Linked DNA regions of Homo sapiens: region 2 is linked to region 1. Evidence: read pairs that join two places in POLR2A ChIA-PET (ENCODE). Cell type or tissue: CD4-positive, alpha-beta T cell. All regions are shown on one strand. Region 1 overlaps LPXN (leupaxin). Region 2 has its middle 47 kb from the start of GLYAT.

Region 1 (4,000 bases):
CTCAGTGTCCTCATATTCAAAATAGGATGATTACTGTTACCTAATTCAAAGGGTAGTTGTAAGAAATAAATGAGATAATGCAGAGGAAGTGTTTTGGCATTGTGTCTGGTTCATAGTAAACATTTAATAAGTGTTAGGGGCTATTGCTCCTCAGTGCCTTTGTACTAAGTATTCCCTTGGCTTGGATAGTTCTGTCCCAGAGCCTGATATAGTTGTCCTCTTCATGTGATGCAAGAATCACTCAAATATCATCTTATCAGAGAGGCATCTCTTCAGTCCCTCCTTGTCACATCATCTTCTTTCACCGTCTTTATGGCATTTACCTTTATTTAAAATCATCTTTGTGGGCTGTCTCCCCTTACAGGAACATTAGCTCTGAGAGAAACTAGATATTGTTGATCTTGTCACCATTATATCTCTAATATCTAAAACAGCATCTGGGAAGAAAAAAAGCATCTGATATTTTAAAATAAAATACTACTAAATAATAATTTCCAGATGGATGCAAGATCTAAACACAATGACTCATACCATATATTTGAATTAAAAATAGATGTATTCCTCCTTTTTTTATTTTTTGTGTGGGTATATTATTTTTATTGTTTACCAGCAGTGTATGAAAATCCCAATTATTCCTCAGTCTTTACATCACTTGATATATCCATATATTTCCTTTTTAATCAATCAAATGGATGTTATCTATCTATACAATGTTATCTCATGGTAGTTTTGATTTGTATTTCCCGAAAGGCTAATGATACTTAGGGTTTTTTTAATGTGTGCATTTGCATTTCATATCTTGTCATTAATGATGTATTCCTCTTTAATCTGGAAACAGAAAAACTGTCATAAATAAAGCCCAAATTCCAAAAGCAAGTTAAATATTAATAAATTTAGCTACATAAAAATATATCTGAATGACTTACACATGTCAAAAAATCACCATAAACAAAGACAAATAACAATCTGAAGAAAATATTTGCTAATTATATTCCACTCCTGAGTATATGTATGGTTTCAACTATTGTTGTACATAATTAAAAAGTGAAAAAATTGGCCGGGCACGGTGGCTTGCACCTGTAATCCCAGCACTTTGGGAGGCCGAGGCGGGTGGATCACGAGGTCAGGAGATCGAGACCATCCTGGCTAACACGGTGAAACCCCGTCTCTACTAAAAATACAAAAAATTAGCCAGGTGTGGTGGCGAGCGCCTGTAGTCCCAGCTACTTGGGAGGCTGAGGCAGGAGAATGGCGTAAACCCGGGAGGCAGAGCTTGCAGTGAGCCGAGATCGCACCACTGCACTCCAGCCTGGGAGATAGTGAGACTCTGTCTCAAAAAAAAAAAAAAAAAGTAAAAAAATTAAAATGGAAAAACATGAATCCCTAAAAAATTGAATCAAATTGAAGAAAATTAACTGTATATCAAACTGATGACATGAGCAATAAAATAAATAATTTGGAGATTGCTGGCAGGATGACCGAATAGGAACAGCTCAGGTCTGCAGCTTCCAGTGAGATCGATGCAGAAGGCAGGTGATTTCTGCATTTCCAACTGAGGTAACCGGTTCATCTCATTGAGACTGATCGGACAGTGGGTGCAGCCCATTGAGGGCAAGCCGAAAAAGGGTGGGGTGTTGCCTCACCCAGAAAGCACAAGGGGTCAGGGAACTCCCTCTCCTAACAAAGAGAAGCCATTAGAAACTGTGCCGTGAGGAACAGTGCACTCCGGCCCAGATACTGTGCTTTTCCCATAGTCTTCACAAACCGCAGACCTGGAGATTCCCTCTTGTGCCTACGCCACCAGGGCCCTGGGTTTCAAGCACAAAACTGGGCGGCTGTATGGGCAAACACTGAGCTAGCTTTAGAAGTTTTTTTGTTTTTTGTTTTTCATAACCTAGATGCACCTGGAATGCCAGCGAGACAGAACTGTTCACTCCCCTGGAAAGGGGGCTTAAGCCAGGGAGCCAAGTGGCCTGGCTCGGTAGGTCCCACCCCCATGGAGCCCAGCAAGCTAAGATCCACTGGCTTGAAATTCTTACTGCCAGCACAGCAGTCTGAGCTCGACCTGGGATACTAGAATTTGGTGGAGGGAGAAGCATCCACCATTGCTGAGGCTTGAGCAGGTGGTTTTACCTTCACAGTGTAAACAAAGCCACTCAGAAGATCAAACTGGGTGGAGCCAACCGCAGCTCAGCAAGGCTGCTGTGGCTAGACTGCCTCTCTAGATTCCTCTTTTCTGGGCAGGCCATCTCTGAAAAGAAAAAGGCAGCAGCTCCAGTCAGGGGCTTATAGATAAAACCCCCATCTCCCTGGGACAGAGCACCCAGGGGAAGGGGTGGCTGTGGGCACAGCTTCAGTAGACTTAAACATCCCTGCCTGACAGCTCTGAAGAGAGCAGTGGATCTCCCAGCACAGGGTTCGAGCTCTGCTAAGGGTCAGACTGCCTCCTTGAGTGGGTCTGTGGCCCCCGTGTCTCCTGATTGGGAGACACCTCCCAATAGGGGCTAACTGACACCTCATACAGGAGAGCTCTGGCTGGCATCTGGTGGGTGCCCTGCTGGGATGAAGCTTCCAAAGGAAGGAACAGGCAGCAATCTTTGCTGTTCTGCAGCCTCTGCTGCTAATACCCAGGCAAACAGGGTCTGGAGTCGACCTCCAGCAAACTCCCGTGGACTTGTAGCAGAGGAGCCTGACTGTTAGAAGGAAAACTAACAAACAGAAAGGAATAGCATCAACATCAACAGAAAGGACATCCACTCAGACACTCCATCTGAAGGTCACCAACTTCAAAGACCAAACGTAGAAACACTCAAGAAGATGGGGAGAAACCAATGCAAAAAGGGTGAAAATCCCAAAAACCAGAATGCCTCTTCTCCAAAGGATCACAACTCCTCAACACCAAGGGAACAAAACTGGATGAAGAATGAGTCTGACGAACTGATAGAAGTAGGCTTCAGAAGGTGGGTAATAACAAACTCCTCCGAGCTTTATAAAGGAGCATGTTCTAACCCAATGCAAGGAAGCTAAGAACCTTGAAAACAGGTTAGACAAATTGCTAACTAGAATAACCAGTTTAGAGAAGAACATACATGACCTGATGGAGCTGAAAAATATAGCACAAGAACTTTGTGAAGCATACACAAGTATCAATAGCTGAATTGATCAAGCAGAAGAAAGGATATAAGAGATTGAAGGTCAACTTAATGAAATAAAGCAAGAGGACAAGATTAGAGAAAAAAGAATGAAAAGGAATGAATAAAGCCTCCAAGAAATATGGGACTATGTGAAAAAAACAAATCTACGTTTGACTGGTGTACCTGAAAGTTATGGGGAGAATGGAACCAAGCTGAAAAACACTCTTCAGGATATTATCCAGGAGAACTTCCTCAACCTAGCAAGACAGGCCAACATTCAAATTCAGGAAATACAGAGAACACCACAAAGATACTCCTCAAGAAGAGCAACCCCAAGACACATAATCATCAGATTCACCAAGGTTGAAATTGAGGTGACAATGTGCTTGCAACCCTTGCTCGCTCTTGGCACGTCCTTGGCCTCGGCATCCACTCTGGCCACGCTTGAGGAGCCCTTCAGCCTGCCGCTGCACTGTGGGAGCCCCACTCTGGGCTGGCTGAGGCTGGAGCCAGCTCCCTCTGCCTGCGGGGAGGTGTGGACGGAGAGGCACGGGCAGGAACTGGGGCTGCATGCGGTGCTCGTGGGCCAGCACGAGTTTCGGGTAGCACGGGATCAGCAGGCCCCGCACTCAGAGTGGCCGGCCAGCACCGCCAGCCCCAGGCAGTGAGAGGATTAGCAACTGAGACAGCAGCTGCGGAGGGTGCACTGGGTCCCCTAGCACTGCTGGCCCACCTGTGTCATGCTCGAATTCTTGCCAGGCCTCAGCTGCCTCCCTGTGGCGCAGGGCTTGGGATCTGCAGCCCGCCATGCCCGAGACCCCCACAGTGGGCTCCCATGCAGCCCAAGCCTCCCCGACAGGTGCTGC
Region 2 (4,000 bases), 150 kb after region 1:
TGTGACGGACCTCTTCAAGGAGAACTACAAACCACTGCTGAACAAAATAAGAGAGGACACAAACAAATGGAAAAGCATTCTGTGCTCATGGATAGAATCAATACTGTGAAAATGGCCATACTGCCCAAAGTAATTTATAGATTCAACGCTGTCTCCATCAAGCTACCATTGACTTTCTTCACAGAACTGGAAAAAACTACTTTAAATTTCATATGAAACCAAAAAAGAGCCTGTATAGCCAAGACAATCCTAAGCAAAAAGAACAAGGCTGGAGGTATCATACTACCTTACTTTAAACTATACTACAAGGCTACAGTAACCAAAACAGCATGGTACTGGCACCAAAACAGATACATAGACCAATGGAACAGAACAGAGGCCTCAGAAATAATGTCACATCTACAACCATCTGATCTTTGAAAACCTGACAAAAACAGGAAATGGGGAAAGGATTCCCTATTTAATAAATGATATTGGAAAAACTGGCTATCCTTATATAGAAAATTGAAACTGGACCCCTTCCTTACACCTTATGCAAAAATTAACTCAAGATGGATTAACGACTTAAACATAAGGCCTAAAACCATAAAAAAAAAAAACCCTAGAAAAAAACCTAGGAAATACCATTCAGGATCTAGGCATGGGCAAAGACCTTATGACTAAAACACCAAAAGCAATGGCAACAAAAGCCAAAATTGTCAAAAGGGATCTAATTAAACTAAAGAGCTTCTGCACAGCAAAAGAAACTATCATCAGAGTGAAGAGGCAACCTACAGAATGGGAGAAAATTTTTGCAATCTATGCATCTGACAAAGGGCTAATATCCAGAATCTACAAAGAACTTAAACAGATTTACAAGAAAAAAACAAACAACCCCATCAAAATTGGGCAAAGGTTATGAACAGACACTTCTCAAAAGAAGACATTTATGCGGCCAACAAACATCTGAAAACAAGCTTATCATCACTGGTCATTAGAGAAATGCAAATCAAAACCACAATGAGATACCATCTCATGCCAGTTAGAATGGCAATCATTAAAAAGCCAGGAAACAACAGATGCTGGAGAGGATGTGGAGAAATAGGAATGCTTCTACACTGTTGGTGGGAGTGTAAATTAGTTCAACCATTGTGGAAGACAGTGTGGTGATTCCTCAAGTATCTAGAACCAGAAATACCATTTGACCCAGCAATCCCTTTGCAGCACTATTCACAATAGCAAAGACTTGGAACCAACCCAAATGCCCATCAGTGGTAGACTGGATAAAGAAAATGAGGCACATATACATCATGGAATACTATGCGGCTATAAAAAAGGATAAGCAGGGACATGGATGAAGCTGGAAGCCATCATTCTCAGCAAACTAACACAGGAACAGAAAACCAAACACTGCATGTTCTCAATCATAAGTTGGAGTTGAACAATGAGAACACATGGAAACAGGGAGGGGAACACCACACACTGTGGCCTGTCGGGGAGTGGGGGGCTAGGGGAAGGATATCATTAGGAGAAATACCTAATGTAGATGACTTGTTGATGGGTACAGCAAACCACCGTGGCACATGTATACCTGCGTAACAAACCTGCACGTTCTGTACATGTATCCCAGAACTTAAAGTATATTAAAAAAGAATTAAATTAGATAATGCAAGTAAAGTGCCTAGGACTGTGGCTGGAATATAAGGTTTGCTTACTGAAGAATCATAATTATTACTAAGGCAGTGGCTTTCAGCCACGTCAAGTTCCATAGGGTGAAAATGAATGATGATTTTCCATGGCCCCAGACTGTGATTAAAAAGAAAAATGAAAGAGGTAGAATACCAGTTACAAATGACAAATGTTTTTAAAAATTGTTAGAGCTGAACAAGGGCATATTTGGTTGCCTTTGAAAGTAACAAATTCCCTGTAACTCAAGCTCTTCGAGCAGATACCAGTTGGTGAATATGCTGTACAGACTCCAACACTGGCAGCCATAAGAGTCTGTGAATTTATTGAAGAATGCTTTGTTGCTTTTTCCAGGGTCTTGACTCTTCCTATTCTTTGAGCTGCTACAGATTTATGCTACAGATTATGTACTGTTTTCCATATAAAGCAGAGGAACGCATTCAAGCTTCAGGTGCGAGTGGACAGGTGCCTAATTTCAACACAGTCCTCATCTGGCCACAAGACCAGGTAGGAGTGACTGTTCTCTAACTGGGACATGAGCCCATTTTTTGGTGATATTTTTGTCAGAGTTGGGATGAACAACTTTTCTATCTGCATAAGTTCTCTAGTGTTTCAAAGTCTGTTCTTTTTCTTTTTGGAGCCATCCAGGAGATGACAAATGACCTTGATCACTACACCAACACGTACCAAATCTATTCCAAGAATGCAGAGAATTTACCAGAGGTCCTTGGCCAGCCAGGCATCATAACTGGAAGCAACATTTGTAGACTCAAGTTGCAGGAACATTGGGTGCCATTTGTGGGAAAGAGATAGGCCTTGTGTGGGCACAACCTTTGGGAACCAAGGTGGGGGCATAAAATTTGGTACCAGGCTGGCTTGTGTGTGGTATTTATTCTAGTCAACCAATGATAGGGGCAAAGAGGTTTATACAAATTTATAAATTTGTGGGTATCAGTGGGGGAGTCTTTGGACAAGATGAAGGCCAAAGGTTTTAGGTATTGCCTTCCTCCGAGCAGGGAGAGGTAATACTGCCTACTTAGTTCAAGGGTCAGTGTCAGAGAGCAGGCTCTATAATTCTTTCTTTCTTTTAAAATCTCATTTAATAGAAAATTAATGATTTCTCTTAAGATTGATGATTAACATAAGTTTGCATATGTTTGTTGACCACTCATATTCCTCCTATGCATTGCCTATCATACCTTTGCCAATTATTGTTTTAGCTTATCTTTTGTGCATTAATTATGAATAGTTTTTTTATTGCAATATAATACACCCATAAAATTTACCCTTGTAAAGTGTACAGTTAAGTTGTTTTAAGCATACTCATAAAGTGACCACTGAAGTCTCTGATCAATTAGCTTAGCGATCCTTAAATGTCTGGAACCATTCACCTCCTAGCCTTTGCTGAGGGGCTTTGTGTTTGTATTAGGTCATGCTTTCAGTTTTTAGGCAGGTAGTTTACAACTCTGCCTTAACCTTCATTTCCTGTGTGTGTGCAGCCTCAAGGTCAATTGGATCGGAGATCTTGTTAGAGTCTTCTCGTACTTCCCTGGGCATGTCCACAGCTATATGCAAACATGTAGCCTTCTAGATTCTTAGAAATTTGTCAGAGCTTTCAAAGCTGTCTATGGACATCTCATCCCCCAGCTGATCCTTTTAAATGTTTTGTTTAGGTTTTTGTTTGCCCTAAATATCGTTGCCATGTCAGGCAGCTATGATGTATTAATCGATGCTGACTGTTTTCAGCAGATGACTGGGGGAAATGGCTTTGCACAGTAAGCAAGCCCTGACTAAGATCATCTGAAAAAAGCTGTGAGCGTTGGGGTTCACAGGGAACTGCCAGACATGTCAAATAGCAACAAACCTCTGAGAATATTGCTTTCAGGGAGCTCCAAACCCATACTGCCTGTCCAATAGTTGCTAGGCTCCTGGCTTTCACCATGATTGTAGGACTGTTGGTTTATACCACGGAGCTGCGGAGAGGCCACTACGGATAGGGCAAGTCACAATACCACAAAGCTCACTATTCTCAGAAAGTTTCAGCTGCTTTTTCAACAGGTCATGGACAAAAAAACAAACAGATTCAGCTGTTTCTCTGGAATAAATCTTCAGATTGTTGCAAATTTTTGGTTAATTTTTGGAGTTTTGGAAAATGTTTATTTTGGCTTTTTTCAGTGTTCTTGTCACTTTGATGAAGGAGAGGATTTTTAGAGGTCCTTATTCCATCATTCCCACTGATGTCACCCTCTAATGTCATTTATGCCATCCCTGAAAAACCACAGAGGTCTCTGGAGAAATTTTTTATATTTTTTATTATGTATTTATTTTTTTTAAA

What was found. ChIA-PET counts read pairs that join two places held together with the same protein. Peaks named below come from ENCODE experiments on the same cell type or tissue, not always from the same donor. Only the 100,000 strongest peaks of a DNase experiment are listed, where the experiment ranks them.
Region 2: POLR2A ChIA-PET joins it to region 1 with 5 read pairs; 2 of 35 experiments call an interaction of 5 or more read pairs at or near these places.

What each region holds. Positions count from the first base shown.
Region 1 is chr11:58,528,274-58,532,273 of GRCh38, forward strand. All of the region lies in intron 7 of LPXN (leupaxin), which reads right to left. Among named protein-coding and RNA genes, the nearest start is that of OR5B21, 22 kb to the left of the region's middle. In CD4-positive, alpha-beta T cell, no CTCF peak of the experiment used is centred here; a DNase peak (open chromatin) is centred at 2,178; H3K27ac peaks cover 963 bases.
Region 2 is chr11:58,683,015-58,687,014 of GRCh38, forward strand. No RefSeq gene overlaps it. Among named protein-coding and RNA genes, the nearest start is that of GLYAT, 47 kb to the right of the region's middle. In CD4-positive, alpha-beta T cell, no CTCF peak of the experiment used is centred here; no DNase peak of the experiment used is centred here.